Linked DNA regions of Homo sapiens: region 1 is linked to region 2. A link is an interaction called in ENCODE POLR2A ChIA-PET data of the cell type or tissue named here. Cell type or tissue: OCI-LY7. All regions are shown on one strand. Links, peaks and the distances in the headings refer to the core of each region. The heading gives the core; the rest is flanking DNA. Region 1 overlaps FOXN2 (forkhead box N2). Region 2 overlaps FBXO11 (F-box protein 11).

Region 1 (16,490 bases), core at 4,984-9,983, 500 kb before region 2:
ACTATAGGTTGTTACACTGCCTCCTCAAAAAGGTGTATTGCATAAGATCAAATTTTATATGAATTTTGAAATTCATGAAGGTATTGTGTCTGTAAAATTGCATTAAATCTATTAAGATTTAATTTGGTATACTTATGAATTTAATTCATACAAAGCTTGGACAGAAGTTTTTTCCTAAATGACCTACTTTATGTATGATAACATGCCATCAGTACTCAAAATGTTTCATTTCACTCCATTCCGATTATAAGATTCTCATAATACAGTACACATGGCAGGCAAATGAAAGATTCTCTTATTACAAGTGTGTCAAAATGGGTGTACTCCATAACACACTTAATTGGCTATATCCTCTCACTGGATAACTTATACTCAACAAAGGCAGCTAGTGGCTAAAACTTAATGTTTGCAAAGCACTTTGGGAAAGAATAAAAGGCCCCAATAAATGCTATGCAGGATCTCTGAAGTAAAAACACTTCAAAGCTACCATTCTAATAGGAATTGGGAGTGTTCTTGGATGAAATGACACCACAAAATTGTCTTTTCTAAGTCTTAGAACTCTTTGTTGTATTCTCTACCTACGTAACCAAAAGAAACTTTCTAAACATCAGGATGTTTTTCAATTTATGTTTGTCTTTGCTCACACGACAACAAAAAAAAAATTAGAAACAAATTAAGACAAAGTAAAAAAATTTCAATCTTATGTTACCGGATTGCGTGTCAGGAGAGAAGTATATGAAAAATACATCAGCAAAATTTTTAGCTGGTTCAGTAACTATAGTTACAGATTGGAAAAGAAAATGAAAAAAATTTATCGAGTTGCCAAATCTTACATTCTGACATATTAACAGAAGAAAGGATTTTTGTCCCACAAGTTTAAGACAGAGGCTGGGGATTTTCTTATATAAAAATTTTCAAATCTTGGACACATTTATCACAAAAATTATGCTTTTAGGACTTCACATCATGTATTTCTGATCAGGCATGATCCTAACAGCAATTGTTTAATAAAAATTTTAAAAACCAAAAACCAAAAATGTTTTGAAAGAAATAAGTAATTAGTATCCCTTCCCTACCCTAAAACTAATGAAGTCCATTATGGCTTTGATATCCCTTGTAAAGAATTAAGTGAAAGAGTATTGCCACACTTTAAGTATTTCTATTTTTTCCGTTGCTTTTGATTTTGTGTCTTTGCAGTACTTATTAGGGAACCTAAACATGTACGAATTCCAGCAAGGTGGAGCAGAGATCCAGCTGCCTCTTTGAGCTCCTCATCAATTTCTTGACATGTCTGTTTTCGCATCTTTTTGCCTGACTGCCCTTTTTCAGAGATTTTTGCACAAGGCTGTGATGCATAGCCACTGTCTCCAAGAGGATCATCTTCATAATCAACGTCTGTATCTTCTTCACTGTGAAATCCTTCACTGCCATCACTTCCCACGTGACTATTCTTTGGGATAAATTCATATACCTCATCCACAGAAGACAGGGAAGACACGCTAGACCTGGATGCACAACGCTGTGCTGCCATGCTACTTGCACTGTAATTGTGATCTTCTTTTGGATCAATGCTGGTGGCTAAAGAATCACTCTCTTGTAATCGTACAGCACTGGGATGATGAAATGCATTGCCGTAACTCCTCTTTTTTTGCAATGCTGTTTTAAGAGGAAGAGGCTTCTCACCTGTGGAAAATAAAAGTTCCATCAATAGGTCAAATGTGTTTGGTTGCAAAAACAGACCAATTTTAAACTACTACATTACTCTTGAGCAACAAATGTTTTAGATTCATGATGCTTTGTAGATTTTTTATTTTTTTTTACCCAGATCACATCATTTTGCAAGCATTAATTTGAAACATTTAAAAACCATTTAACAATGTCTTGACTTTTCTATAGCATATGTAACTATTTTGAATTGCTTACAAGGAATGCCTCAATATGAATGTACCACTGTTTAGCTAATCACTTCCGTGTTAATATTTAGGCTGTTTCCAATTTTTCATTAGTATAAATCATGCTGCAATACAAATCCTTCTGGATGCCTTTTCTTGAATATATGCAAGTAATTTTTAAAAAGAGATATGAAAAAATTGCTAAGGGATATATACATTTAAAATTATAATTGGTATTCTCAAATTGCCCTCCAAAGTGGTTGTACCAATTTACTCCCAACAGTGTATGACAAAACTTACTCCCTACTTAACACCATTCTCAATTACTTAAATTTTTTATAATTTTATGGACAAAAAAGTTACCTCAATATTATTTCATTTTGTGTTTCCCGAATTTCTAGCGAAGTTACACATCTTTTCACATGTGTATTGCCCACATATATTTCCTCTTCTAAGATCCACCTAGTCATATATTTTGCTGACTTTCCGGTTGAACTGTTTTCTTATTTCTTACTTGCAGAATCCTTTTTATGTATATACTTGATACTAATCCTTTGTTATATATGGAAAAAACATGTCTCCAGCATTTTATGTCACTTTTCTTAGATATATTTTGTTGTCAGAATGCTTTTTTTTTTTTGGAGACAGAGTCTCACTCTGTCCCTCAGACTGGAGTGCAGTGCTCTCCAGCTCACTGCAGTGCTCATGGCTCACTGCAACCCCCACCTCCCAGGTTCAAGCAATTCTCCCACCTCAGCCTCCTGAGTAGCTGGGACTACAGGCATGCACCACCACATCTGGCTAATTTTTGTATTTCTTGTAGAGATGGAGTTTTGCCATGTTGCCCAGGCTGATCTGGAACTCCTGGTCTCAAGTGATCCACCTGCCTTGTTCTCCCAAAAGTGCTAGGATTACAGACGTGAGCCACCATGCCTGACCAGAATGCTAAAATTTTGATGTTTTATTAAATTTACCCATTTTTTTCCTTCATGGATTTTGCATTTTGTATCTTAAAGAAAGCTTTTCCTAGTCCAAGTTCATAAATATACTTTACTTATTATATTTTCTTGTTTATAGTTTTCATTTTTACTTTTAGCTCTTTGAGTTCATTTTCTAAATATATTTTTCTTCATTTCTTGGTCAATGTAAGAAAAATCGAAGCATTAACTTCAATCTCTCAATTGCTCACATAAATTAATGAAAGTATAATAAAACAGAAACTGAGTTACTCAGATCAAAATACAATTTGGTTGGAAAGAAGTAATTTTTGTCTGTAATAGTTATTTTATAGTCTAGGTTAAATTTGAAAAGGCACTAAAATTTTTTTTTAAAAAAGGCATGATTACTTACATTCTAAAATTCCTTGTTCTATAGAAGTATTTAAAAGCATCATTGCAGCAGCAGCATCAATATCAGATTCTGAAAAGGGAAAAAGTAATAATATTAATGTTCTTTATAAAGGAGAGGCTATTCTAAGTATTTGCATGCCCCTGAAGATAACCAGCGTTACAATTTTGGTGTATATTCTAAGAAAGCATAAACGCACATCAAACAAAAATGAGATATTATATATTATTCTGAAGTCTGATTTTGTTCACTTAAAATCACGAAACAGTTTTGTGAACAATACAGTGTAAAAGAGATGGAGAGATACCAGAAATAATGCAAGTTCTCTTCTTTAATTATTCACAATGAAAACGAAAACTTAAACTGTATTTCAGTAAGGTTTCCCCTTAAACAGATTAAATTAGCTAAGAATGTACATCGTTACTCCTTTTTTTTTTTTTTGCATTTTTACTTGAATACTATCATTACCTATGCATATCTGCAGTTATGAAGTACTATGTTAATTACATGCCAGTTACAGGAGATAAAAATATGTAATTCGTCAGTCTAGGTCATGTAAACCTATAAATGCTAAGTGAATAATTATGCAGAAACAAAAATAATTATTATTGTTTTTAGTCATGATTATACACAAGCCTACATGTACGACAAATTTATATAATATTCATGAAGTCAAATGGATACTCCATTAAAAATGGGCTTTAAAAGACTGGCAAAATCAGCAGGTTCTACAACAGATAAAGTTATGCTCTCATACCTACTTATATTTACTGCTGTAAGTTCTTCATCTTGGTGATATACTAGTCTGAATAACTAAAGAAAAGTAAAATGGTATAATCTAAATTACACCATTAATAATTAGAAAAGTTAGAAAATGTTTATAAATTTTAGCTTACAAAAAGACATTTAAAATAAGACTCAGATATGAAATTTCTAATCTATATCTCAAAGGTGGAAATTTTTATTACCATAAAGATTTCCTATTTACTTTCAATGTCTAATTTAAAAGTTATTGTAGATAATAAAGCCATGAAGATAATGACTTGTTTTCTCTCCAACTAGACCATAAACTCTCTTAAGGTAGGAAATGCTGTTGTTATTGATAACACTAACAGGCTTAAGTAAATCAGATGCTGGCCACTATGAAACAGCACATAATACTTTACCTCTTTTTCCCCAAGTAAAATGTGACCTCATGATCCACAGCTAATATCTTACTGAATGGGGAAAAGCTGAAAGCGTTTCCCCTAAGAACTGAAACAAGAAAAGGATGCTCACTTGCACCACTCTTAGTCAACATAGTACTGGAAGCCCTAGCCAGAGCAATTAGGTAAGAGAAAGAAATAAAAGGCATCTATGTTGGAAGAGAGGAAGTCAAACGTCCCTGTTTGCAGACAACATGATCTTATATATAGAAAAAACTAAAGATTCTACCAAAAAACTCTTAGAACTGATAGTCAGTAAAGTTGCAAGATACAAAATTAATACACAAAAGTCAGTAATATCTCTACACACAAAACAACAAACTAGCTGAAAAAGAAATCAAGATGGCAATCTCATTCACAATAGCTACAAAAAATAAAATTAAAATACCTACAAAAAAATTGAAGACAATACAAACAGACATCCCATACTCATGGATAGGAAAAATTAGTATTGTTAAAATGACAATACTACCTCCAAAGCAATCTATAAATTCTATCAAAATACCAATGATATCCTTCACGGAAATATAAAATAATCCTGAAAGTTGTATGGAACTACAAAAGACCCCAAATAGGCAAAAGAATCTTGAGCAAAAAGAACAAAACTGGAGGCAAAATACAAACAGACCTCAAAATATACTACAAAGCTGTAGTAACCAAAAAAGCAAGGTACTGGCATAAAAATAAGACACATAGACCAATGGAACAGAATAGAGAACCTGGACATTAATTGACATATTTACAGCCAACTATTTTTTTTTTTGGAGACAGTCTTGCCCTGCCACCCAGGCTGGAAGGCAGAGGAGTGTTCTCGGGTCACTGCAACCTCCATCTCCCAGGTTCAAGCGATTCTTGTGCTCAGTCTCCTGAACAGCTAGGATTACAGAGGCGTGCCACCACACTCAGCTAATTTTTGTGTTTTTAGTAGAGATGGAATTTCACCATGTTGGCCAGGCTGGTCTCAAACTCCTGGCCTCAAGTGATCTGCCTGCCTCGGCCTCCCAAAGTCCTGGGATTATAGGCATGAGCCACCGCGCCCCACCCCCTCCGCCAGTGGACTGATTTTTGACAAAGGTGCCAAGAATACTAACTGGGGGAAAGACAGTTTCTTCAATAAATGATACAAAAGAAATTGGATATATATCTACAGGCAGAAGAATGAAACGAGACTCCCACTTGTCACCCTATACAAAAATCAGCTCAAAATGGATCAAAGACCTAAATGTAAGAACTGAAACGATAAAACTACCAGGAGAAAACAAAGATGAAACACTTCAGGACATTGGTCTGGGAAAAGATTTTATGAATGAGACCTCAAAAACATAGGTAACAAAAGCAAAAATAAACGTAATTATATCAAACTAAAAAGCTTCTGCACAGGAAAGAAACAACAGTGAAATGACAACCTACAGAATGAATAAAATATATGCAAACTACTCATCTGACAGGGGATTAACATCTACAATATAAAAGGAACTCAAGCATCTCAACAGGAAAACAAACAAACCAAAATCCTCTAATTTAAAAATGGGCAAATGATCAGAACAGACATTGCTCAAAAGAAGACATACAAATGGTCAAGAAATTTAAAAAAATTAAGAGGAAAGGGAAATAGAGTGTTGGGGAAAGTGGTTACAATTTTAAATATAGAGGTCAGAGAAATCCTGAAGGAGAAGGTAGGCTACAGTTGGGCAAAGACCTCAGGGAGAGAAAGAATGATATCTGAGGGAAAAGAGTACTGGGCAGAAAGAAGAGCAAGTACAAAGGATTTGAATCAATGATGCCCACATGCCACATCCAAGAGGCTAGCAAAAACAATGACCTCTCCAATTCCTGTCTTTTAGGATGAAGCCTGAGGCAATTCTTTTTGAGTTCAGTATTCTAACACGTCTGAAGAAGAAAAGTTGCAGCCGCTAGCCCATATTGTGTCTCTGTGTGAGTTGGAAAAAAGGCAAATCTTCCTCCAGGTGAATGGTTCCCTATTCAAGGCACACAGCTAGACGAATGGAATGTGGGCTGAATTTCAGGCCCCACTCACTGCCTTAAGCCAGGTGGACTTGCAGAGGGCACAACTTGCATGGCATTATGCAAAAGCCCCAACAGAGAGATTACTTCTCCATAAACTAATTTTTCTTTTTTTTTTTCTTTTCTTTTTTTGAGATACAAGGTCTCCCTCTGTCACTCAGGCTGGAGTGTAGTGACACAATTATGGCTCACTGTAGCCTCAACCTCCCAGGCTCAAACGATCCTTCAACCTTAGCTTCCCAAGTAGCTGGGACCACAGGCATGTACCACCGCACCTGGCTCATTTTTATTTTTATTTTTTGTAGAGATATGGTTTTACCGTGTTGCCTGAGCTCAAGTGATCCTCCCGCCTCAGGCTCCCAAAGTGCTGGGATTACAGGTGTGAGCCACCGTGCCCAGCCTAAATTTTCTTTTTAATAAAAAGGATCTACCTTGTTTCTAATTTTATAAAAGAGGAAGGTGACGGTAAAATAATCTAACAAGAAAATGCATTATAATGAGAAACCAATTACAGAAACTTTATCTTATAAATGAAGCACCTATAAAATATACTTACTAAAAAATTAGTATATCTCTAACTTGACTTCTTTTTTTTGAGATGGAGTTTCACTCTTGTCGTCCAGGCTGGAGTGCAATGGCACCATCTCAGCTTACTGCCACCTCTGCCTCCTGGGTTCAAGTGATTCTACTGCCTCAGCCTCCTGAGTAGCTGGGATTACAGGCACTCGCAACCACAGTCAGCTAATTTTTGTATTTTTAGTAGAGATGGGGTTTCATCATGTTGGTCAGGCTGGTCTTGAACTCCTGACCTCAGATGATCCACCCGCCTTGGCCTCCCAAAGTGCTGGGATTACAGGCGTGAGACCCCCGCCTGGCCTAACTTCACTTCTTTTAACAAACATCCATTATGATTCAAGGAACATTATTTTGAAACACAACACCTAAAACTGGTAAGAGGCTTATCCTGATAACATAAGAAAGCTACATGAATACCATTTCTGAATATTGTAAAGTGTTAACAAATTAAGTACTGTTTCTATAACAGTAGAATGGTAGGAAAAATACACCTTAAATAGATTTATTTATGGTAGATAACTTATAGCCAAATTAATTTGAAATCTCCAACATGAAATTAACTTTGTGAAACCAAACACTTCTTTGCAAAAGGATTTTGCCTGTATCTTATTTGTTTAAAACATTTATAAGTGTGCTTCCTGCAATGCCTTGCCAATTAACTGTGAAAAAAAGTTTAACTTCAACATTAAAAATAAGCAATGAATGATCCAAATCACCATCATAATAGAGAACACCTGATTATCAATGATTTGTCCAAGGTACAGTCTTGAACTTTGTGGAACAAAAGCAATAAAAATTCTCTGGGTAGAAATTACAATTTTTAATTATAGTACCCAATCTATTTTCGTTGATTCGTTCGTTATTTATCAACAGGGTCTCACTCCGTTGTCCAAGCTGGAGTGCAATGGTGCAATCATGGCTCACTGCAACCTTCACCTCCCAGGTTCAAGTGATCTGCCCACCTCAGCCTCTCGTGTAGCTGGAACCACAGGTGTGTACCACCACGCCCGGCTAATTTTCATATTTTTGGTAGAGATGGGGTTTCACCATGTTGCCCTAGAGATGGGGTTTCACCATGTTGCCCAGGCTGGTCTTGAACTCCTGAGGGATCCATCTCGGCCTCCCAAAGTGCTGGGATTACGAGCATGAACCACCGCGTTCAGCCAATTTTGCTATGAAATTTAAACTGAAGACTCATTTGTTTATTGTCACATTTGAAAATACTTCATAATGGTATTTTTTCATTGATAAAGTACTTTATTCTATTTTAAAGGTGGCTCTGTTTTTAAAAACAATAACACTATTAGCTGTATTATCTAACATATCCAGTTCAAAAGGAACCAAAATTTGATAGTTTCAAACATGCTACTGATTTCATAACTGGTTCAAACAAAACCGTGTCAACACCATGAATTTGGCTAAGCGTGGTGGCTCACACCTGTAATCCCAGCACTTTGGGAGGCCGAGGTGGGTGGATCACTTGAGGTCAGGAGCTCGAGACCAGCCTGGCCAATATGGTGAAACCCGTCTCTACTAAAAATACAAAAATTAGCCGGGTGAGGTCATACGCGTCTGCAATCCCAGCTACTTGGGAGGCTGAGGCAGGAGAATCACTTGAACCCAGGAGGTGGAGGTTACAGTGAGCGAAGATCGTGCCACTGCACTTCCAGCCTGGTTGACAGAGCGAGACACCATTTCAAAAAACAAAAAATAAACAACAATTTAAAAAACTTGTTAATTTGTGCCTGTTGGTTTTTATTTCCTTAACCTTGATGTTGGGAAATGATTAAAAATAATTAAAAACAATTCAGACACTAGTTTTAGCCATATGAGAGTAAGGTTATAAGTCGAGCATATTTCTGTTGTTTGACTCTCAGTCCATTTGTGTAAGGAATGATATGAGAACTATAGAAATAATTCAAATGGTATAAGCTTTGTAGTAATTACAAAAGGATTTATTGTCTCTATCAAAACTAATATATACATTTGCAGAGCATCCAGATGGAGAAGCTGTCTCTTGTAATTCTCTGAAGTAGAAGAATAGTTTCAATAAATTACCAACACTTTAAGCTGTCTGGACCACTGGTTTAGTTTCATTTCAGTAAGACACAAATCTTAGCTTTACATGTAGCCCTAACATCACCATCAACTACCTTAATTTTATATCTGTTTGTAGTATACCAGGTGCTTTTAGCAGTTAGTATAACTACTAAAATTTACTAACTGGAATGTGAGTTCCATTTTTGTCTGCTTTTTTCACTGATGTACCTTGGTGTCTAGAACAGCTCAGTAATATTTTTAAACAGGTGAATTTACTCTAAATACACACCAAACCAAACTATTGACCAAAAAAAATTTCGTTCTGCTATCTCAGTGTAAGAATCCTGTGTCTCCTGCTATCTATTATACAATGCCATAACATTGATACTGTCACATAAAAGTCATTGTAAGTTGATCAAGAGACAACAAACACACTGCTGCACCTGTTTAGGCTGATAACAGTTTCTGGAGTTCTAAGCCTAATCTCTCCCTTTAGTTTTCCGTGTCTAAAGGTAGCTCTAATATAATGATCAGTAAAGATGATTCTATGAAGTGTTAGATGAATATGTAAGTTTTAATATTGGAGGCCAATGATAATACCTAAGTGATCTTTATAAAACATAAAACTGACGATGTCACTTCACTATTTAAAGTTCTTCAGCAGGTCTCCCAGTGCCACTTATCTAGTAGGAGTCAGGCTTTGAAATTAGAATTATTCAATCTGAATCCTTCTTTGCCACTTACTAGTTGTGTGACCTTGAGAAGTTACTTAATCTCCCCAAACTTCAGTTTGCTTATCTGTAAAAGAGGGGCAGCAATACCTCAGAGGGTTGTTTTAAGGATTAAATTAGATAATGCATGCAAAGCATCAAGTAAGCAACTTAAGGCTTATTAATTGTTCTAGGCAGAGGAGGATGTTCAAAGTCCTTATTATGCTAAATAAGCTCTTAAACTTCTGCTACATTTGCCTTGCCCACGCAAATGACCACATCTACCTGGTCTATATCAACATGCCAGACAGATTCCTAGCAACTGCCAGACAACTCTCTCTATTGTTATGATTCTCTCTGCCAGGGAGAACTTTTGTTCCACAAAGTTTGAGGTTGTACCTTGGACAAATCGTTGATAATCAGGTGTTCTCCATCATTTTTTTTTTTTTTTTTTGGAGTCTCACTCTGTCACCTAGGCTGGAGTGCAGTGGCGCGATCTCGGCTCACTGCAATCTCCACCTCCCAAGTTCAAGTGATTCTCCTGCCTCAGCCTCCTGAGTAGCTGGAATTACAGGCGTGTGCCAACACACACCCAGCTAATTTTTGTATTTTTAGTAGAGATGGGGTTTCACCATGTTGGCCAGGCTGGTCTTGAACTCTTGATCTCATGTGATCCACCTACCTCGGCCTCCCAAAGTGCTGGGATTATAGGCGTGAGCCACTGTGCCCAGCCAAAGTATATATTTTCTAAGAGCAGGGCCTGGGTCTCTCATCTATGCATATCCCAAGGAACCTCCAACAGTGTCTGGCACAAGGAGTCTGGCTCAACAGTATTAGTTGTAATGAATGTCTAATCCACTTGGTGTTTTTTAAACTTCTCTCTAGAAATAATATAAAGAGGCAAGAGAAAATTTCCTCAGAAATATACCCCAAAACAACCAAGTTCAAAAATAAAATTCCCTAAATTTTTGTGAGGTTTTATGTTTTCTTCCCTTAAAATTCATGGAGAATTTTGTATTATATTCCAGGACAGATGTGCATTTGTTTTAACCTAGAATGCCAACGACCTCCCCACTAAGTTAATTATTACTAGAGGAACAGGCCTAAGACTCATGCATATAGGAATGGAGGTAAGGTGCTGGTAGCACTAGACAGATGATGCATAATACGTACAAGTCATTAGATGAAGAAGAAGTACCTGTGCCCTAGTAAATGAAAAACATGCAGGTGAAACTAGCAGCAAAAACTTGTGGAAATGTCTGTTCCCCAAAGAAAGAAAGAATTTGGATAGAACAGAACAAGAGCAAGAAAAGATTTAAGTAAACTCCAGAATTCACAAAGAAAATGTTCTCAAGATATGTATACGAACTGAGCTTTAGAGAATAAGTGTCAGACTTTATTGAGGCAATACAAAGATAAAGGCATTTTGGCAATACCTAAATGTAAAGAGAAACCACATTTGACTGATGTAGGTAACAGGAACACGGATATTTGTCTTATGTTAAGGCAGAACATTATTTGAAACAGATCCCCTATCCATTTAACTTCTTTGCAGGGTTCTCTAGAACTTTTTCATATTCTTTTCCTCCTTTATTTTTAAAGATATCAGCACACTGCTTCTGAGGCTCAGTTTAGTATAGTTCCAAAGAGCCAAAATATTTCTGATACACAGAAAGGTTTTCATCTGAAATTTTCTATTTTTAAAGGTTATGAAAATGTCTCCAGGCTCCAAAGCAACGCTAGGAAAACTGATTTTAATATACTACTAATCTACAAGAAAAAAACCCACTAATTCAGAATTTTGATATACTTTTAAAAAGTCAACTTATTATCTTTTAAAATTAAAGTTCTTCAGATTAAATAACCTACAGGAGAAATATCTTCAAGCATATTCTAATTTGAGGGATGACAAACTTCTTCAGTAAAGGGTCAGAAGGTAAATATTTTAGGCTTTGCATGCTAAGAGGCAAAACCCAGGATATAATATGTAGGTCTCTGTTGCAATGAATTTTCACAGTCTTGAAATTTTATTGTTATTTGATTTTGTTTTCTCCAACCATTTTACAAATGTAAAACCATCCTTAGCTCATGGGACACCCAAAAACAGATGTCAGGCCAGAAATGGCCATGGGCCATAGTTTGCCAACCCCTTTTCTAGTCTAAGATAGACCTGAAAAGGTAATAACTCTACTGATATTACTAAAAAATTCAATCCTATTTTCAATGAAAAATACCCATAAAAATAAATGGAAAAGGGATATAAAACTGTATACACAGTGTGAATCTAGTATCTGGAGAAAAAGTATGTGTGTGTTTATGTATGTGTCCCTGTACATACACGCATGCAAGTGTATCTATTCACATATGTGGCATTAAAAAAACCCCAAAGGAATTATATCAAAATGTTAACAACAAAATTAGCCAGGTGTAATGGCACCTGTAGTCCTAGCTACTTGGGAGGCTAAGGTGGGAAGATGGCTTAAGCCCAGGATTGTGAGGCTATGGTGAGTCATGACTGTGCCATTGCCCTCTGGCCTGGGTGACAGAGTGAGAACCTGTCTCAAATAAATAAATAAATAAATAAAAATAAAATATTAACAATGGGATAAATGACTTTACTTTCTCTTTAATAAATGTTTTTATTGCCCAAATTTCCTATAATAAATACATAATACTTGTTAAAATAGAAAAATGTTAAACAGCAACAACAAAATATCCCAAATTTTTATCTGAATTTTTTATGAATTAAAATACAGTCATGTGCACCTGTAGTCCCACCTATTTGGGAAGCTGAGGTAGGAGATCACTTGAGCCCAGGCATTCAGAAGATCAGTGTGGGCAACATGGCAAGACGCCATCTCTTAAAAATAAAACAAATAAATAAAAATGCAGTCATACTTTGTTTAATGACGGGAATATGTTCTGAGAAATGTACTGTTAGGTGATTTTGTCACTGTGTGAACATCATAGAGTGTGCTTAAACCTAAATGGTATAGCCTACTACACACCTAGGATTGCTCCTGAGCTACAAATCTGTACACCATGTTACTGTACTGAATACTATAGGTAATTGTATCACAAATGGTATTTGTGTATCTAAACACAGAAAAGGTACAGTAAATGATCTATTAGTTTCTGCCAGGGAACAAAAAAGGGGGTACAATAAAAACACTATACAAATATTTAAAATGGTACACCTGTATAGGGTACTTACCATGAATGAAGCTTGAAGGACCGGAATTGCTCTGGGTGAGCCAGAGAGTGTTAGTGGTGAGTGAATGTAGAGGCCTAGGATATTACTGTACACTACTGTAGACTTTATAAACAGTGTACACTTAGGCTGCACTAAATTGATTTTTTAATTTTTTCTTTCTTCAATAATACATTAACCTTAGTTTACTGTAAACTTTTACTTTATAAACTTTTTAATTTTTTAAATTTTTACTCTTTTGTAATAACAGCATAAAATACATAATACAGCTGTATAAAAATATTTTATTTATAACCTATAAGCTTTTTTCTATTTTTAAATTAACTTTTTTTAAACTTTTTAGTTAAAAACAAAGATACAAATACACACATTAACCTGAGCATACACAGGGTCAAGATCAATATCACTGTCTTCTGCCTCTACATTTTTGTCCCACTGGAAGGTCTTTAGGGACAATAAACACAGAGAGCTGTCATCTTACTGTAACAATGCCTTCTAGAATACCTCCTAAAGGACCTGTGTGAGGCTCTTTTACAGTTAACTTTTTTTAATTGGTGGAAGGAGTATACTCAAAAATAACAGTAAAAAGTATAGTAAATACATAAACTAGTGACATAGTTTATTACCATTATCAAGTATTAACATATGTACATAACTACGTGCTATACTTTTACAGGACTAGCAGTGCAGTGAGTCCGCTTGCACCAGCATCACCACAAACTTCAGTAAATGCGTTGTGCCACAATGTTACAACAAGCTACCAGGGCACCAGGCAATAGAAATTTTTCAGCTCCATTATAATCTTAGGGGACCACCATTGTTATGCACTGCCTGTTGTTGACCAAAAGATTGTTGTGTGGTGCATGACTGTACTGATATTCACACATACCTTTGAGGTTTCGCACCTGGTTCTGCTTGATTACAGAGCTTAAATAGTGAGGTGATAAAGAACCACTGAAAAACAAACAGAAAAGCAAATATGCTTATAAAAATGTTTACTTCACTTTTTCCCCCTAATTTTTGACAGGTTCTCTCTCACTCTGCTGGCCGCCCAGGCTGGAGTGCAGTGGCATGATTTCAGCCTACTGCAGCCTTGACTTTCTGAGCTCAGGTGATCCTCCCACCTTAGCTGCCTGAGTGGCTGGGACCACAAGCATGCACTACCATGTGTGGCTAATTTTTTAATTTTTTTTGGTAGAGAAAGGGTTTTACCATGTTGTACAAGCTAGTCTCAAACTCCTGGGCTCAAGCAGTCTACCTGCCTTGGCCTCCTACAGTGCTGGAATTACAGGCGTGAGCCACTTGCACCCAACTATTTCACTTTTTATAGAACTTAGTCACAAATACAGCTAATTTGTACCACCAAAAACAAACTATTTTTACCTTGTTTTCTTTGCTAATACTACTCAATTTAGAAAGTCTGCCAAAGCAGAAAGAGCATAGGAGCCAAAAGAGGTAAATCACAACTATTTGGATGTTCTTAGGCAAAATAATTAATCTCTTAGCTTCTTCATCTGTAAAATAGGAATAATTAAATCTCCCACATAGGCTGTTGTGATAATTAAATAATAATAATGCATTTAAAATGCCTGGAACTATAGATAATACATGATAGTTACTGTTTGGTTTTGCATTGGATTCTTAAGTTTGATATAATACTAATATAGGTATTACCACAAAAATAAAAGCATTTACCAAAATTCATGGTTAAGGAACACTTGGTAGTGATAGCAAACAGGTATGTTCCTGATTTTATTAATAAACATAAAATTAAACTTTCTATATTCATGGAAAGACACCAACAGTTCTTTTTTTAATCCAGGAATTAAAATATTTTTGGGAAAAACTACTTCTCTTCTTTGGAATTTATGATAGCATGAAAAAAAAATCTATTTGTTAACGAACTTAAAAGTTTATTTCCTATTCATAGTTTTACATATACTGTATCTCACTCTTTTCCTCAGACTTACAAATTCTTATATGCAAGGGCTACACAAAAGCATGTCAGATGGAACTGTTATTTTGCCAAACAACATAAAGGGCAAAATGTTTCATTTTATATTAAGGGTTTAAAGTCAAAAGGTTATATATAACCCTTATGTTGTAGTTTAATCTTTTTTTTTTTTTTTTGAGACACAGTCTCGCTCTGTCGCCCAGGCTGGAGAGCAGTGGCGCAATCTCGGCTCACTGCAACCTCTGCCTCCTGGGTTCAAGATGATTCTCTTGCCTCAGCCTCCCGAGTAGCTGGGGTTACAGGCGCGTGCCACCACACCCAGCTGACTTTTGTATTTTTGGTAGAGACGGGTTTCAACATGTTGGCCAGGCTAGTCTCAAACTCCCGACCTCAGGTGATCCACTGGCCTCGGCCTACCAAAGTGCTGGGATTACAAGCTTGAGCCACCTCACCTGACCATAGTTTTTATCTTCTTTTAAAGCCACAAGATCACTTTTAACATTTAAACTTATGATTAAGGCTAAAAGATAGAAACATGAAAATACAATATATCAAAGACAGCAAAATATATTTGTGATGGTTTACAAAAAATGGTGCCAATTCTTTCATATAATCTTTTTTTTTTTTTTGAGATGGGGTCTCAGTCTGTCACCCAGGCTGGAGTGCAGTAGCACCATCTTGGCTCATTGCAACATCTGCCTCCCAGGCTCAAACGATCCTCCCACCTCACCCTCCTGAGTAGCTGGGACCACAGGCGTGCACTACCCATGCCCAGCTAATTTTTGTATTTTTGGTAGAGACAGGGTTTCTCCATGTTGTCCAGGCTTAATCTTCAGCAAAAAAAAAAAAAAACCCAACACAGCTAAGTAAAACACATAGGTGAACATCAGTAGAACTCACCATTAGTTTCTAAATTATTATTTAAAATGCCTCATAATAACCAAAATTAATTAATAAAGATATCAATTTCCAAGTAAGAATATAAAATCTGGTAACTTCTTTTCTAGGTTTCATTTCATAAAGATAAACCACTCAGTTATTCTTTTTATAATGATCCATCTAATCTATAATATGGTAAAGAAGCTTAAAATCTCAGTGAGTGAATATATTACTGATATTTCAACTTTAGCCTTCCCAGCTATTTACTGTATTCCAGCTACAACCACTCCTCTACAAGTTATCTAACAATACTTTAAGAATTCAAATTAACCACTATATGAAACGTTGATGATTGCTGCAGCTGGGAGTTCATTATAACTTTCTCTCTACTTTTTTCCATGTTTAAAAATTTCCATTTATTACTTTATTAAAAATCTTTTTAAATTTTTCAAAAAACAAGTTAGCCATTATAAACTACCCTTAAAGTATTTTAACCAAATCTGGGATTTTCAATTCAAATGAAGGTATATAATAAATTGGAGAAGACTCTAAAGTCTTCTTTAGAAAAAGGAAACAAAAATCAGATTTAAGAAGGTCATATTATTTTCCGATTTAACTTAAAATGAGGAAGCTAGAAGATCAACAGGGGTT
Region 2 (16,490 bases), core at 5,533-10,532:
ACTACATCCTACTTCAAAAACGTATAAAAAAATTTAGGAGACATACGAATTAGAAGATAAACGCGAAGATAAATAGCACTCTAGACCTAAGTTGTCCAATATGGTAGCCACTTGCCACATGTGACTATGTATATTTAAAATAATTAAAATTAATAAAATTTAAAATTCCATTCCTCATCACACTTTTAAGGGGTTATGTAGGAGAAGAATACAACTTACAATTACTCTTACTTCACGGTGGCTGGCTGCCATGTTGGACTGCACAGATACGGAACATTGTCATCGTTGTGGAAAGTTATATTAGATATTGCTGTTCCATACGCCAATAATGATAGTGAAATTGAGCATATAAATGAAGTCAGACTTTGATTCTTGAGATGATCATATCCTGTATGAATTTTCTCAGACTTAAGAATTGAATGCAGAAGACGTTTTGACAAAGAAAATATGGTATTTTTATCCAGTTAGTCATTCAACAGGAATATTTCACAACATGAACCTGAACCATCCCTTTTTGCTTTAAAAAAAAAAAAAAAAAAAAGTCCTGAGACAATGTTTTTTAAATTTTGTATGTGGCCAGGCATGGTGGCACATGCCTATAATCCTAGCACTTTGGGAGGCTGAGGCGGGTGGATCGCTTGAGGCCAGGAGTTAGAGACCAGGCTGGCCAACATGGTGAAATCCCATCTCTACTAAAAATAGAAAAATTAGCTGAGCATGGTGGTACATGCCTGTAGTCCCAGCTACTCAGGAGGCTGAGGCACAAGAATTGTTTCAACCCAGGAGTTGGAGGTTGCAGTGAGCTGAGATTGCACCACTGCAATGCATCCTGGGCAACAGAGCAAGACTCTGTCTCAAAATTGTTTTTTTTTTTAAATTTTGTACGGTGTTTGTGTGTTAAACTTACTTAGTACAAAGAGGTATTTGCTGTATTTAAGTTCCTTTTAAAATTTATTTTAAAAGTTGTCTTGCACTGTCTCTGTAAATTATTTGTAAAATAACCTAAAAAAATTTTTAAGGCATCCTTTGGACCCAGGTAGTAAATGGTATGTTGAGGGTTAAAGCATGAGAGGAAAAGGGGGAATAGGAAGTAAAGGAAAATCAGGATAAATGTAACACAACAAAATAGAAATATAATTACAGTGGATTAATGTATATTTTAAAGTTATATATTTTATTTATTTATTATTTATTTTTGAGACAGTCTCGCACTATCGTCCGGACTGGAGTGCAGTGGTGCAATCTCTGCTCACAGCAAGCTCCGCCTCCCAGGTTCAAGCGATTCTCCTGCCTCAGCCTCCCAAGTAGCTGGAATTACAGGTGCCCGCCACCATAGTCGGCTAATTTTTTGTCTTTTTAGTAGAGACGGGGTTTCACTATGTTGGCCAGGCTGGTCTCAAACGCTTGACCCCGTGATCCACCCACCTCGGCCTCCCAAAGGGCTGGGATTACAGGGACGAGCCACCGGGCCCAGCTTTAAAGTTACATATTTTAAAAAAAAGCCAGCTGCCCTTACAATAGTTATACTCAAAGCAGAGGAACACAGATTAAATGTAAAGGGATGAAAATGTGGTAAGTTGAACACATACATATCTTTGTTTTTAATTGAAATCATGTTACAGTAACATAATTTTTAAAAGGCATAAACCCACAAGAACAGAGAAAAGGGTAAGAGGGACAAAATAAATCAGTTTGGAAACTGAAAAGTGAGTGAATGGGTAGCAACTTAGTGTACCCAATAAAGTTGAAACAGCCGGCAGGTATGGAAGCTACAAGAAATAAGCCAAATCATGCCAAAGAACCCCAAAAGACTAAGGAATAAGAGACACAAGTGCCTTTGAGGGCCATATGTAGGGCAAGGATAAAACCCAGGAGCACTGGGAAGGTATGGAAGCTACAGGAAATAATCCAAATCATGCCAAAGAACCTCAAAAGACTAAGGAATTAGAGACACAGGTGCCTTTGAGGGCCACGTGTAGGGCAAGGATAAAACCCAGGAGCACTGGTTGTAAGACTTTAAAAAGAGCAGTTAGACTTCTTAGCTTCCTTTCTGTGTCCTGTGCAACCAGGTATTTGCCTCTTTACCATCAAGGCGGAAAGCTGAGGCTTATTGTGGGAGAGAAATACCAGATACAGATAAGGGAAGGGCCTTCAAACCTAAAATGTTGATTAAATGGCAAGTCTGCATATGAAAAGTTGAGCATCCCAGTGCTTTAAACCTCTGCCTCCTTGAGTGCTAGCGTCTAGATTTACACCTTTCAAGAAGAGGCTAGAAGAGTACTTTCTGGGAAAACCTGTCTAAAAATAAATCCATAGACTTACCAGTAGTGACACTGAAACTTTGTGTGTTCCTACTTTATTACTCTACAATAGCAGTTCTCAGACTTTTTTAAACAAGACCCTTTTAACTGCTTGTGGAGCCCTGTGCCCCAGTAGATTTTTTTTAATGTGGGTTATAGCTATCAATATTTACTGTATTAAAGAAATAAAAATGTTAAATGTCCCTTTAAAAGCAACAGTAATCTATTAAATATGTTACATGACATAATTTTTGTGGAAAATAACTATTTTCCAAAACAAAAATTTAGAGTGGAATAGTTTTACATATTTGTGAATCTAATGGCCAGCTTAACAGGAATTGACTACATTTTAATATCTGCTTCTGCATTTGGGCTGTAGTGATATCCCATGTCAGGTATGTGGCCTCTGGAAAACTCTACTGTGTACTTGTAATAAAGTGTGCAAAAAAATATAATGTCTTAATGTCTATTAATAATGAAAATAAGGCCAGGCACGGTGGCTCACGCCTGTAATCCCAGCACTTTGGGATGCCGAGGCACGCGGATCACCTGAGGTCAGGAGTTTTAGACCACTCTGGCCAACATGGTGAAACCCCGTCTCTCCTAAAAATACAAAAATTAGGCAGGCATGGTGGCGCACTCCTGTAGTCCCAGCTGCTGGGGAGGCTGAGGCAGAGAATTGCTTGAACCTGGGAGGCAGAGGTTGCAGTGAGCCAAGACTACACCATTGCAGTGCAGCCTGTGCAACAGGAGCGAAACTGTCTCACGCACACAAATTATACAATAATGAAAATAGTTTTGACTTTAATACTTTCCGAAAGCCATCCCTTGATGACTGCCAGGAATTCCCAGACTACACTTTTTAAGAACTGCAGCTCTACACTAAATCCTACCAGTTAAAACCTCACACAGAATTTCTAAACAGCATTTTATGCCTTAACTCTAATACATTTATGGATAGCTGGAGATTACCAGAGAATTGAGGTAAACTTATAACAGGAAAGATGGAAGCCAGAGCATTGGAAGCAGCAGAAATGGTGCCGGAAAAAGAAAACGTGAAAGAAACTAAGATTCAGAGGGATAAAAGAAGCTACTGTTATTTGTGAAGTCAGAACTGGAGGTTATAAATAAGGATCATTAAAGAACAAAAATGAGCTCTTGTAAATTAAAAACATCAAAATATATATGACATGTGGAACGTATAGAAATGTTGACAGATTATCCCCAGTATTGGGAAAAGATTGTTTACAGAACTTTAAAAGCACATTGCTCATGTCAAAAAGTGGAATGAATTTGTTTATGTCAGAATTAAAGAGTTCTGTGCATTGAAGGGACATCATGATAGTATGGGAAAAGATGTTTTCAAAATGTGAAATCTAACAAGGGATTTAACATCTACAGGATTCAAGGAACTCCTGGAAATCAAAAGGAAAAAGATAGCCACCCTAATATAAAAATACACAAAGGTTCTAAATAGGCGGTTTATGGAATGAACCTCAAAGCTAATAAACCTATGAAGACATGTTCAAATAATTAGTCGTCAGAAAAAATGTAAATTAAAATGAGATCTCATTTTATACCTATTAGTTTGAGGGGAAGAAAAACCAGAAAACTGAATGAATGCATTTAGTTGTCTTTCATGACAGATTACCCCCAAATTTAACATCTTTATCAAAGTCTCATTAGGTTGCACTCAAACTGTCGGCCAGGGCTATAGTCATTTGAAGTCTTGACTGGGGCTGGAGTATGTGCTTTCAGGATGTCTCATTCACGTAGCTGTTGGCAAGAGGCTTCAGTGTCTTGCTAATTGTTTGCAGAAGGTCTCAATTTTCTGTTGCCTGGTCCTATCCACAGGGCTGCTTGAGTGGATTCATAAAGCGTCTTCTGGTGATAGGGCACGTGGCTTTGTCCAGAGCAAGTAATCGAAGAGAGCAAGCAGGTAGCTACTGTGTCTTTTATCACCTACTCTCCCAAATTGCATACTATCACCACTTCCTGTTCATTAGAAGTCACTAAGCTCAACCAATACTTAAGGGGAGGAGTATCAATACTCAAGGAAGAGGAGTATCAAAGCATTTGTGGACTTTCTAAAACCCCTGCGGAGGATAATGCCAAGTGTTAGTGAGCGTAGACTTTGCAGCCATTCTGGAGCTCAAGTAGTAGTATGTGCATGTCCTATGATCCAGTAATTTCATTTTTAGACATCTCAGAGTATTTGTAAGAGTTTCATAAAGGGATATGTACATGGGTATTCATTGCCATATTATTTGTAGTGGCAGGAAGTTGGTGACAGCCTGTGTGTTCCACATATCAGTCTGAATGTAGATAAGTAAAATTTGTGAGTGCTCATACTAGCTTTTCTAGTGCTACCATATCAAACTGCCACACACTGGGAGCTTGAAACAACAGAAATTTATTCTCTTACACTTCTGTTTAAAATCAAAGTAGCAGCAGCACCATGATTCTTTGAGAATCTGGGTAGAATCTTTCCTTGCCTATTTGTAGATTATGGTAGTAGCTGTTAATCCTTGGTATTCCTTGGTTTGCAGCTGCATCACTTCAGTCTCTGCCTCTTGTCACATAGCATTCTCCCTCTGTGTTTGTCTTCACATTGGCACTTTCCTCTTTTTATGAGGACACTAGTCCTATTGAATTAGGCCCCACCCTAAAGACCTCCCTTAACTTGCATTTTCAAAGACCCTATTTCCAAATATGGCCACGTTCACAGGTATCAGGGATTAGGACATAATACCATTTTAAGAGGCACAATTCAGCCCACACACAGAGACTATGTAGCAATCAGAAGCAACTCTTTAGATTTATGGGTAGTACAGAGCAGAAAACTTAAGAAGCAGAATGAGATGGTAAGTAGCAATAACACTAATTTAAAAATCCATGTGTATTAGGGTTCTCTGGAGAAGCAGAACTCAATAGGCTATATTCATAGGGAGAGAGAGAGACACTCAGGAGAGCTGATGGTACAGATGAACACCGAAGGCAGTTGACTGGAGAATTCCTTCTTGCTTGGAGAGGCCTTTGTGTTTTATTCAGATCTTCCACTGAATGGATAAGGCCCACCCACATGGGAGGCAGTCAGCTTACTCAGAGTTCACCAATTTAAATTCTAATCTTGGCCAGGCTTGGTGGCTCACTCCTATAATCCCAGCACTTTGGGAGGCCAGGGTGGGTGGATCACCTGAGGTCAGGAGTTCAAGACTAGCCTGGCCAACATGGTGAAGCCCCTGTCTCTACTAAAAATAAAACAATTAGCCAGGTCATACTTCCACCTAATAGGATATGACTATCCTGTTTATGACCAAAAGTGTACTAACCCTTGCCCCAAAAAAGGATGCAAAACACGTGAGTGGGGTTTGCTCTTCTTGAAATCCTATAACTTACATACTATGTGGTATTTATAACTACCTTCTTTATAACTTCTTTATAACTACCACTACCCATTCTGTACTCTTTTTGCCTTCAGCAAGTACTTCAGCTGGCCGTGGATCTTTACCTGGTGGGATAACCCAAACCTTCATTCCTGATGTGTCTGGGCCATTAGTAGTCCCACCTGAATTGGGTTGTTGTAGTTTTCCATTGCATTTGATTAGAGGGCATGGTACTGCTAAGAGAGTTGCCTTAGGGGATCTCCTGTATTTCAGATATAACTTTTCCTTTCCTTCATTGTAGAGTTAGTTACCGCTTGGTTGTCAAGATCAGTCACTCCAGCCAGCACAATAACACCCTTCTTTGCCAGTTGATTCAAAGGCATAAGGAGTCCAAAATGGCCAGGTGGCAGTCTTAACTTCCAGTGAAATCATTATTGTGTCTCTTGATAAAAGCCTAGAACTAAAACTTTTAGGCCAGCAGAGCATAAGCTCACAGAGACAAGAAGCAGAAATTTCGTTAGTGAGTTACTATGGGTAATAAATAAGTGGTGTCACTCCTATTTCCACCGTTTGTTTCCTGGACCTGTGAATTCTGGCCGTGGAAGAAATAACACTGTATATAGCACACTGATTCAGAACACACAGTCTCCTGTAGAACTTTGCCTCAACCCTACAAAGTATTGCCACCTAGCTAACGTTGTAACTGAATCTTCAAAAGGCCACTTCTTTGTTCTGTGAAGCCAGCTGCTTCAGGATGCTGGGAACGGGGTAAGACCAGCGAATTCCATGAACATGGGCCCATTGCTGCCTTTCATTTGCTGTGAAGTGTCTATGCCAGTGAGAACAAATGTTGCCTTTTTCATCATGGAAATGGTCCAGTGTAATCCACCTGCCACTAGGTACCTGGCTGATCACCCCAGGAAATGGTACTATATTGGGGGCTAAGTATTGGCCTCTGCTGCTACCAAATTGGACGCTCAACAGCAGCCATAGCCAAATCAACCTTGGCAAGTAGAAGTCCCTGTTGCTAAGCCCATGTATAACCTCCATTCCTCCCAGTATGGCCACTTTGTTTATGAGCCTACTGGGCAATGACAACAATGGTTGGGGAACTGGAATTTTAAAACAAAAATATGGAATGTGGGCGATTAAAGTAGAGAGCTGTCAGTCTGGGAGGTCCAACTCTCAAATATTAGGAGTTCCAGAAATAAAAAATTGAGAAGTAATTCAAACAAATATTTCAAGAAAATTTCTCAAAAATAAAGTACATGAATTTGCAATTGGAAGGGCCCAGCAAGCATTCATGACAGTGAATGTTAAAAGGCCCACACTGTGGCATATTGTGAAATTTCAGGGTACCCAGGAATAATGAGAAGAACATGAAAGCTTCCAGAGATTTCACATAGTCTTGATTCCCAGCTTTTTTTTTTTTTTTTTTTTGGAGGTAGAGTCTTGCTCTACCCCCAGGCTGTAGTGCAGTGGCGCGATCTCGGCTCACTGCAACCTCCGCCTCCCGGGTTCAAGTGATTCTCCTGCCTCAGCCTCCTGAATAGCTGGAATCCCAGCTGCTTTATACATTTCGGACCATCCAGTAACACTGGCTTGAATTCTGACATGGCAGTAGTTGTCCAGGGATTTGCAGTGGGTAAGGATTGTGTGGGCCTTAAGTTCTTCAGTTCTCTGCCTCCTCTGATGTTAATGTTTTACTTCACTCACTTTCTTTACCTGTGATCTTCAGGCATTTAAGTATATGACTCTTGCTAACTGTTTGGCCCATATTCAGAGACTTAAAAAAAATTGTTGTTTCTAATTATTGGACATGAGAAACTAACATGGGATGAATTAATGGGTTTTTTTAAAGCCTCAAATTTGGGCTGACATTGTCATCTCTATTTCCCTGGAAATGTACTATGTCTTTAGGAGAATATGTATGTATGTATGTATCCATGTCTACATAGATAACAATATGCAGATAATGTGTGTCAGTTCTTTATTGACTTACTCCAGGCATTTGATATAGATTCCCCTGGAATCTGGAAGTTTATGTTTGTGATTTCAGTGAAGCTTAAGGTCCTGATGTTCTTAAGTGATCAAATGGCCATTAGAATTAATAATTTCTCAAATCTATATCACTAAAAACATTTAACCTTTTTCATATGTGTCGTTAGACTGGGACTTACAGTAATCATTTATACTGCTTAGTAATTATTTTTGGCTCTCCTCCATCTGGCACTTCCTGACCCCTTTGTCATTGGGCCGTGTGAACAGTTCTGACCAAAGAGTTGTGAATGGAAGTTGGTGTGTCACTTCCAGGCCAATCATTTAATTGCCAGTATGAGAACTTCCAGAACTCTCTTTTATTTCTGCTGCTGCAACTAGCAGTGTTTCAAAAGAATAGCTGCTCCATAAGCTGAGTTCCAGTGGAGGATGATTCTATGGAGCAGAGCTCTTCACTAACTCAGGATAAACATGTAAAGTGAACAACAAATAAATCTTTGTTGTTTTAAGCTAGACTGGAGATTTTCGGGATTTGTTACTGCAGCTTAAACTAGCCTATCTGACTGATACTGCACTGTACCAATAAAGAGAGGAGAGAATAATGAAATTAAGTAATTAAAGCAATTAATTAAATGAAGCAATGTTAGACAAAATCTGGAACCTGGGAGCAATTAGATTTTTAGTTTTCAGGTAGCTTATTTATAAGTTGTGAGTATCATCAGAGGGCCTTAATTCTTAGATATTGCAACTCTGTTTTTGAGTACATATAAAAGATGCCAGAGAACACAAAACATTTTGCAGAGTCAGAACAGTGTTCATATTTAAAAGTAGTCTGAAGATGATCAAGGCTCATCATGGAGAATCCTGGCTGTTATCAAAGTATGTTTGGAGGGTGGGTATTTTTTCTCAAAGTGACATGCAGCTGAAAGGTTTTAGGAAAACTTGCTAGCATAGGCCGGGCGCAGTGGCTCACGCCTGTAATCCCAGCACTTTGGGAGGCCGAGGTGGGCAGATCACGAGGTCAGGAGATCGAGACCATCCTGGCCAACATGGTGAAACCTCATCTCTACTAAAAATATAAACATTAGCTGGTCATGGTGGTGCGCGCCTGTAATCCTAGCTACTCGGGAGGCTGAGGCAGGAGAATCGCTTGAACCCGAGAGGCGGAGTTTGCAGTGAGCTTAGATCACGCCACTGTACTCCAGCCTGGCGACAGAGCAAGACTCCGTCTCAAAAGAAAAAAAAAAAAACAAACTTGCTAGCGTAGATATGTGTAACAGAACACATCATTTTGGGACGCAGTTTTTTAGTGCTGGAAGAACTTTTAGATACCCTGTAACACAGCACCCTCATTTTGTAGATGTTGTATGTTATAAAAGATGAGATAGAGTGTATTTGAATTACCTGCTTTCCACGTTATTTTTGGGTTTTGAATCATTTTTATTTCCCTTTCCCACTTTTTTTTTTTTTTTTTTTTTTGAAGCAGAAGGGGTCTGACTTGTCCAGGCTGAAGTGCAGTGGCAAGATCCTAGGTCACTGCAGCCTCAAACTCCTGGGCTCAGGAGTTCCTCCTGCTTCAGCCTTTCAAGTAGCTGCTACAGTTGTGTGCCACCATGCCCAGCCAATTTTTTTTCGGTAGAGATGGGAGTCTTGCTATGTTGCCCAGATTGGTCTTGAACTCCTGGCTGCAAGTGATTCTTCCTGCCTCAGCCTCCCAACGTGCTGGGATTATAGGCATGAGCCACTGTACCTGACCCCAGCTAATGTTTTTAAAAGTATCTTTGCTGATTATTTGTTTTTCCTTTGTTTCCTTCTTTCTCCCTTTATCATAGTTAATCCTCACAGTGGTTCTCAGAAGTAAATATTTTTCTGCCATTTTACCCATGTGGAAACTGAGGCTCAATGAGGCTGAGTGTCTGCCCACAATCATATAGCTAAGTATTGGGGCTGGTATTTGAACACATTTTGTTGACTCTAATAATATCCCATGTTGTTTCCACCAGTGTCTTAAATTTATTTAAGATTTTTACACAAATGTAGAGTGTTTTTACTTTGTATGACTATTAATTAAAATTAGATCTGCCAGAGTGACAGGAAACCCAAAACAACAGTTGTTTAACAAGATAGAAGTTTATTCCTCTCTGTTGTGATGAAAGTCTACAGGTAAGCATCTAGAGTTGGTATGAAGGCTCCACTATGACATTAGGGACCTAGGCCCCTGTTTTATTTATTAGTCTGCAGTCTGTAAACACAGCCTTTATGGTTCAAACTATTTGTTCACTCTCCAACATTCTTTCTAGCAGGAAGCAGAAAGGGTGAAGAAGGGCCTTCTTTCTTTCTTTTAGAACATATCTCAGAAGTCATACAGGACACCTGTAGCCCATTGGCCATGTAGCCCATTGGCCAAAACCTAGTCAGATGGCCAACTCAGTAATAAGAGCAGCTGAGAAATGTGAGCTTTATTCAAGATGTTCATCTGTGCAGGTTAAAATCTGGGTTCTATCACCGAAGGGGTAAATAGATTTGGGGTGATAGCAGTTTCTGTCACAAAGATACAATCAGGTTCTGCTGCAGTTTGTTTATTGATGGGTATTTATTGAGCACTTATTACCTGCCAGACACTGTGGTTCATGTATATCTACAATTAACACAACTCTGTTAATTCCTGTGGAAACAGGAAACAGTTCAGGAAATTTTTAGTTTAAGAAAATTTTACTCTATAAATAGGTTTAAACTAACAAGCGCCCAGGTGTTTTGTTTGTACACGTAGAATGAAAGTCTTGTCAAGTGTTACACTAATATTTTACTTAAAGTATTGTTGGCAAATAAATGAGGAAAGAGTGTTCTTGTCTCACATAACAAATAGACTATTATAATACATGTTGATTCATTTAGTAGAAGTAAATTTCAAGGCTTTGCTTCTTTTCAATTCTGTCACTTGATGTGGGTGAAAATACCTAATTCATAGATATGTCATTGCCCTAGTGAGTAAGTTAGTGATTTACCTGACCTCTGTGGACTTTTATTCATCTTGACAGAGCCTCTATTGTTTGTTTATAACATAAATAATTTATTAAATCTAGTCTCTTATTTACCATTATTTAATCTAGATTCTTGTTTATTTTTGTCTTTTTTGTGAGATGGAGTTTTACTCTTGTCGTCCAGCCTGGAGTGCAGTGGTGAGATCTTGGCTCACTGCAACCTCTGCCTCCCGGGTTCAAGCAATTCTCCTGCCTCAGCCTCCCGAGTAGCTGAGATTACAGGCATGCACCACCACACCAGGCTAATTTTGTATTTTTAGTAGAGATGGGGTTTTGCCATGTTGGCCAGGCTGGTCTTGAACTCCTGACCTCAGGTGATCTGCCTGCCCTGGCCTCCCAAACTGCTGGGATTACAGGCGTGAGCCACCACGCCCAGCCAATTCCTGTCTTTAATTATGAGTTGTTCAAAGGTAGTTTCTGTCTCTTTCATTATATGTTTTCTCATGAAATACCGTGAGTACTTAATAAATGCTTTTTTATATTTAATGAATAGGAACATTTAATTAGGAGGGATTCTGTTTAACTACCATAGTTATGTTAGTCTTATAACTGTGAAGATCAATGAAGTCACATGCCTTTGTAAACATGACCAAATTACCAGCTTTTTAATGGAAATAAATTAAAAATTCCAGCACATATGCCGTATTGTAACTTGACTACCATTTTGTTCAAAATAGCAAAACCCTAAATCCAGCTTTAGATTTATTGATTTGTCTTTATGGGGTTTTGGTTTTTTTTTTTTTGAGACAGAGTCTCACTCTGTCTCCCAGGTTGGAGTGCATTGGCACAATCTTGGCTCACTGCAACCTCCACCTCCAGGGTTCAAGCAATTCTCCTGCCTCAACCTCCCAATTAGCTGGGATTACAGGCATGTGCCACCATACCCAGCTTATTTTTATATTTTTAGTAGATATGTGGTTCCACCCTGTTAGCCAGGCTGGTCTCAAACTCCTGACTTCAAGTGATCTGCCCACCGTAGGCAGGGATTATAGGCATGAGCCACCGCACCCGGCCTTTGTGTTCTAGAGGAGGATGCTATATTTCTTCAGATTTAACCAATTCCTTGAAAAACTGTTATGCCATAACCCCAAAATATTAGGTCTAGTGAGAACTAGGGGAAACTTTTGAAATAAAGTTACCACTTTTATTTAGGTACTTCATAAATTAGGAGCTGTCTGTAGACCCTTTCTTTAAAGAAGAGTTTATTAAACTAATGCCTTTATGATTTGATTATAGGTTTCGCTTAAGTTTTCTTTAGCTGTGTTGTTTCAGAGCCATGTAAACGAGCTGTTTAAGAGCACTTGTAGACATTAAAGTATATTTTTATTTAATTCTGTTTCTCTGTTGGCCTGAAAGCAGAATATCTTTTATAAAATCAACTAGTGATTATTCCTAACAAGAAAGTGTAAATAGAATTCTAATTTAATAATTAGCTCATTAGCTCTCCTATAGCATTTTTAACTTGAGACTACTATATGTTGAGCTAACCTAACAACAATGTTTTGGTTTTATTTTCTATATTGAAATAGATTTGAAGGCAAGGGGAAAACTTTTGTTTCGTTTTGTTTTGTGTGTGTATGGTGGTTTTTTTTGTTTTGTTTTTGTTTTTTTGTTTTTTTTTTTTTTTTGAGACACAGTTTTACGCTTGTCACCCAGGCTGGAGTGTGATGGCGCGATCTCAGCTCACTGCAACTTTCACTTCCGGGGTTCAAGCGATTCTCCTGCCTTAGCCTCCCAAGTAGCTGGGATTACAAGCATGCGCCACCACACCCAGCTAATTTTTGTACTTTTAGTAGAGATGGGGTTTCACCATGTTGGTCAGGCTGGTCTCAAACTCCTGACCTCAGGTGATCTGTCCACCTCAGCCTCCGAAAGTGCTGGGATTACAGGTGTGAGCCACCACGCCCGGCTGAAAACGTTTTTGAAGCTGCTGTAAGTCTTTGGGCTAATTGTTCTTAGATTTGTTATAGTTATTATACAGCATTTATGTACTTGTACTGTGGTGATCACTGCTAAAAGATGATCCAGAGAGAGAATTATACATTGTGCATATTTTGAGATTTGCACTTACATTTTTATGATTAAACATTTGCCCTTTTAGCCAAGCGTGGTGGCACAATAGTCCTAGCTGCTCTGGAAGGCTGAAGCAGGAGGATTGTTTGAGCCCAGGAGTTCAAGACCAGTCTGGGCAACATAGCAAGACATTATCTCTTAAAAAAATAAAAAATAAAAAGTTTGCCTCACAGATTAGATTTTGATTCTTATTTTCATTTTCCTTTCCAGTTCTTCATATCACCCGCCCTTTGTTTCATTTCTTTTGAATTTCAGGCTATTACTGCTCTAGTCCCAATGGCTTTCAACCCTGGTTATGTATCTTGAACAGCGGAGCTTTTTCAAATTTCAAGATGCTTTTGGATGTAACTTAAATCTGATTTAAATTGGCTTAAACTATAAGAAAACTGGCCAGGCACGATGGCTCACACCTGTGTAGTCCCAGCACTTTGGGAGGCCGAAACAGGCAGATCACTTGAGGTCAAGCGTTTGAGACCAGCCTGGCCAACATGGTGAAACCCCATCTCTATTAAAAATAAAAAATAAAAAAAATTAGCCAGGCATGGTAGCGTGCGCCCGTAATCCCAGCCACTCGGGAGGCTGTGGCAGGAGAATCACCTGAACCTGGGAGGCAGAGGTCATAGTGAGCTGAGACTGTGCCACTGCACTCCAGCCTGGGCAACAGAAACAGAGCAAGATTCTATCTCAAGAAAAAAAAAAAAAACTTAACCTTACATGACAAGAAGTTTTGTGTTTGATTTTCTGCTGTTGTCTTAGCTGTGCCCTATTCATTGTGCCAACATGGGCCTTAGGTTAGTTCTCCTTAAGGACCTAGGATGGCTGCCTTCTGTAAATAATGCATCCGTCATCCTTGTTTGTATCTATCAGGAAAAAAGAGAGAAGGACGTCTCTTTCCCAGAAGCCAAAACCAAGCAAGTTAACTTCTTGTGTCTCATTGGGCCACATTGGCTTGGACCTGCCAATCCTAGGGTATGGAGTCACCATAAATGGGCTGGGTGCTGTGGTTCACTTCTGTAATCCCAGCACTTCAGGAGGCTGAGATGGGAGGATTGCTTGAGCCCAGAAATTCAAGACCAGTCAGGGCAATACAGCAAGACACCATCTCTCCAAAAAAAATTTTTTTAATTAGCTGGGCATGGTGGTATGCACCTGTGGGCTCAGCTACTTGGGAGGCTGAGGTGGAAGGATCACTTGAGCCCAGGAGATCGAGGCTGCAGTGAGCCATGATTGTGCCACTGCACTTCTGCCTGAGCAACAGAGCAAGATCTTGTCTCAAAAAAAAAAAAAAAAAAGGTCAGACTATTCATATGGGATAGAATGAATATTATGAAGTCAATTACAATATCTACTCCATAGGAAGTGTGGATGTATATGTTTTTACAAGATACATAAGTGTACACAGTGTACAACTAAGTTTGAGGACGGCTACACTTCCCAGTTTAAGACTTAAAAATAGGGGAAGGCCAGGCGTGGTGGTTCATGCCTGTAATTCCAGCACTTTGGGAGGCCGTGGCGGGTGGATCACCTGAGGTTGGGAGTTCGAAACCAGCCTAACCAACATGGAGAAACCCCATCTCTACTAAAAATACAAACTTAGCTGGACGTAGTGACTTTACTAAAAATGCAAACCCAGCTACTCCAGAGGCTGAGGCAGGAGAATCACTTGAACCCGGGAGGTGGAGGTTGCAGTGAGCCGAGATTGCGCCATTGCACTCCAGCCTGGGCAACGAGAGTGAAACTCCGTCTCAAAAAAAAAAAAAAAAAAAATAGGGGAAAACAACTGATTTTTTTTTTTTCCTATTTTCCAGTGGAACACAGTTATTCTATGTGACTGGTTTGACTTTCTTTCTCTCTCTCTCCTGCAGGGAAAAGTTTTGATTAGCCTTAGTTAATAACCCAGGGTAGGCTGGGCGTGGTGGCTCACGCATGTAATTCTAGCACTTTGGGAGGCCGAGGCAGGTGGATTTTCTGAGTTCAGGAGTTCGAGACCAGCCTGGGCAACACAGTGAAACCCTGTCTCTACTAAAATACAATTAGCTGGGCGTGGTGGCATGCACCTGTAGTCCCAGCTACTTGGGATGCTAAGGCAGGAGAATTGCTTGAACCTGGGAGGCGGAGGTTTCAGTGGGCCGAGATTGTGCCACTGCGCTCCACTCTGGGCGACAGAGCCAGACTCTGTCTCCAAAAAAAAAAAAAAAAATCCAGGGTAAAATAATTCTTAAGGCTAAGGATTGAAAACTTACATTCATAATTGTTGTTTAAATTTATTAGCTAGCCATGTGAAATATAGCCAATTTCTCATGCCCTGGCTGTTGGAGATTCTTTGGTTCTGTGCTCTCTGGCAAATGAGTTAGCTAGTCAGGGCACAGTGATAAAAATGAGTAGTTTAACTATTTGGAATAAAGTGCCCAGCAGTTTCATTTAACACTAAGAAACAGAAGCAATAAAGACTTCTGAGCAGCATAGCATAGTTCTAAAACCCATGTTCTTTCTTGGAAAAAACCTCTTAAGCTCTCATTTAGTGCCCGTTTACTCTTACTTTAAAAACAGACATGTCTCCTAAGCTTATTTTATCGGTTTATCAGAGAAGAGAGGATTTTATAGTTAGCCCATGGACAGCTAGAAACAGCAACATGACAGCAAGAAAGGGGGGAAAATCTATGAACTTTTCATGAGAATCTCAAACTAAGCATTTAGGATAACTTATTCTAGAAAATAGCTTGGTACTGATAAATGGGGCCTCAATCTCAGGTCTCATCCTAGCACAAAAAAATAGACTATTTCATGATCCTAATGATTATCTTATAATATGAAAGTATTAATATTATTTTAAGAATATCCTTGTCTTAAAAGACAACATAATTGGGTTTGGAAATATTTTTAATCAAAATGATTAAAGTTAAAATTCTGTTTCAGTGCTTGAAGGGTGTAAACCCCCCAGCTACCTTGAAAGCGTAACTGTGAAAACACTTTGAGGGCTGCAAATAAGAAAGACAAGAGTAAAGCTTCAGCTGTTTGTATACAAGGGATTGGAAGAGAATCTTTCTTGAGGTCTCATCCATTTATGGAAATATACTCTTTTTGTGTATGTATGTAAATCATCTAGAGCCTGTTACTTTTAAATCTTTGCCAAGTTTTTCCCAACCTCTCTTCACAGCACCAATCGGTGAAATTAGTTTAATCTTTTTTTAAAAAATCCTCCAAGACATCTGAAATTGAATTCAGTCTTAACTCCAATATCATGATAAAAGCGAACCATTGACTTTGGCACAAGTTCTCTAAATCCTTAATTTTTTTTCATTTTTTATTTTTGTATTTTAATATTTTGAACTCTGGATGATCTTCAGATTAGTTGGGTACATTTTATTGTAGTGTTTCTGCTTATACATCGCATCCTAGAATCAAGAAAGGAAATACGTATCTCTGAAGAGTGGCTTTAAATTACCTGTATTGCTCATTAGTTCTGTTAGTGCCATTAAGAGTTGAAGTAAATGTTGATATGAATTCCTTTAATTTTATAGCTATTAATACTTTTTCTTTTCTTTTCTTTTCTTTTTTTTTTTTTTTTTGGAGACAGAGTTTTGCTCAGTCGCCCAGGCTGGAGTGCAGAGTGGCGCGATCTCTGCTCACTGCGACCTCCGCCTCCCGGATTCAAGCCATTCTCCTGCCTCAGCCTCCTGAGTAGCTGGGAT

Evidence for each region. ChIA-PET counts read pairs that join two places held together with the same protein. Peaks named below come from ENCODE experiments on the same cell type or tissue, not always from the same donor. Only the 100,000 strongest peaks of a DNase experiment are listed, where the experiment ranks them.
Region 1: POLR2A ChIA-PET joins it to region 2 with 5 read pairs; 4 of 35 experiments call an interaction of 5 or more read pairs at or near these places.

What each region holds. Positions count from the first base shown.
Region 1 is chr2:48,360,113-48,376,602 of GRCh38, reverse strand. It overlaps FOXN2 (forkhead box N2), which reads right to left. Exons shown (of 7, transcript NM_002158.4): 5 at 13,896-13,960; 6 at 3,243-3,311; 7 at 1-1,683. The coding sequence ends at 1,160. Among named protein-coding and RNA genes, the nearest start is that of FOXN2, 54 kb to the right of the region's middle. In OCI-LY7, for the core only: no CTCF peak of the experiment used is centred there; no DNase peak of the experiment used is centred there.
Region 2 is chr2:47,858,919-47,875,408 of GRCh38, reverse strand. The region is part of intron 1 of FBXO11 (F-box protein 11); the gene reads left to right. Among named protein-coding and RNA genes, the nearest start is that of FBXO11, 39 kb to the left of the region's middle. RefSeq lists a silencer at 5,225-5,519. In OCI-LY7, for the core only: no CTCF peak of the experiment used is centred there; a DNase peak (open chromatin) is centred at 7,928; H3K4me3 peaks cover 1,135 bases; H3K27ac peaks cover 854 bases.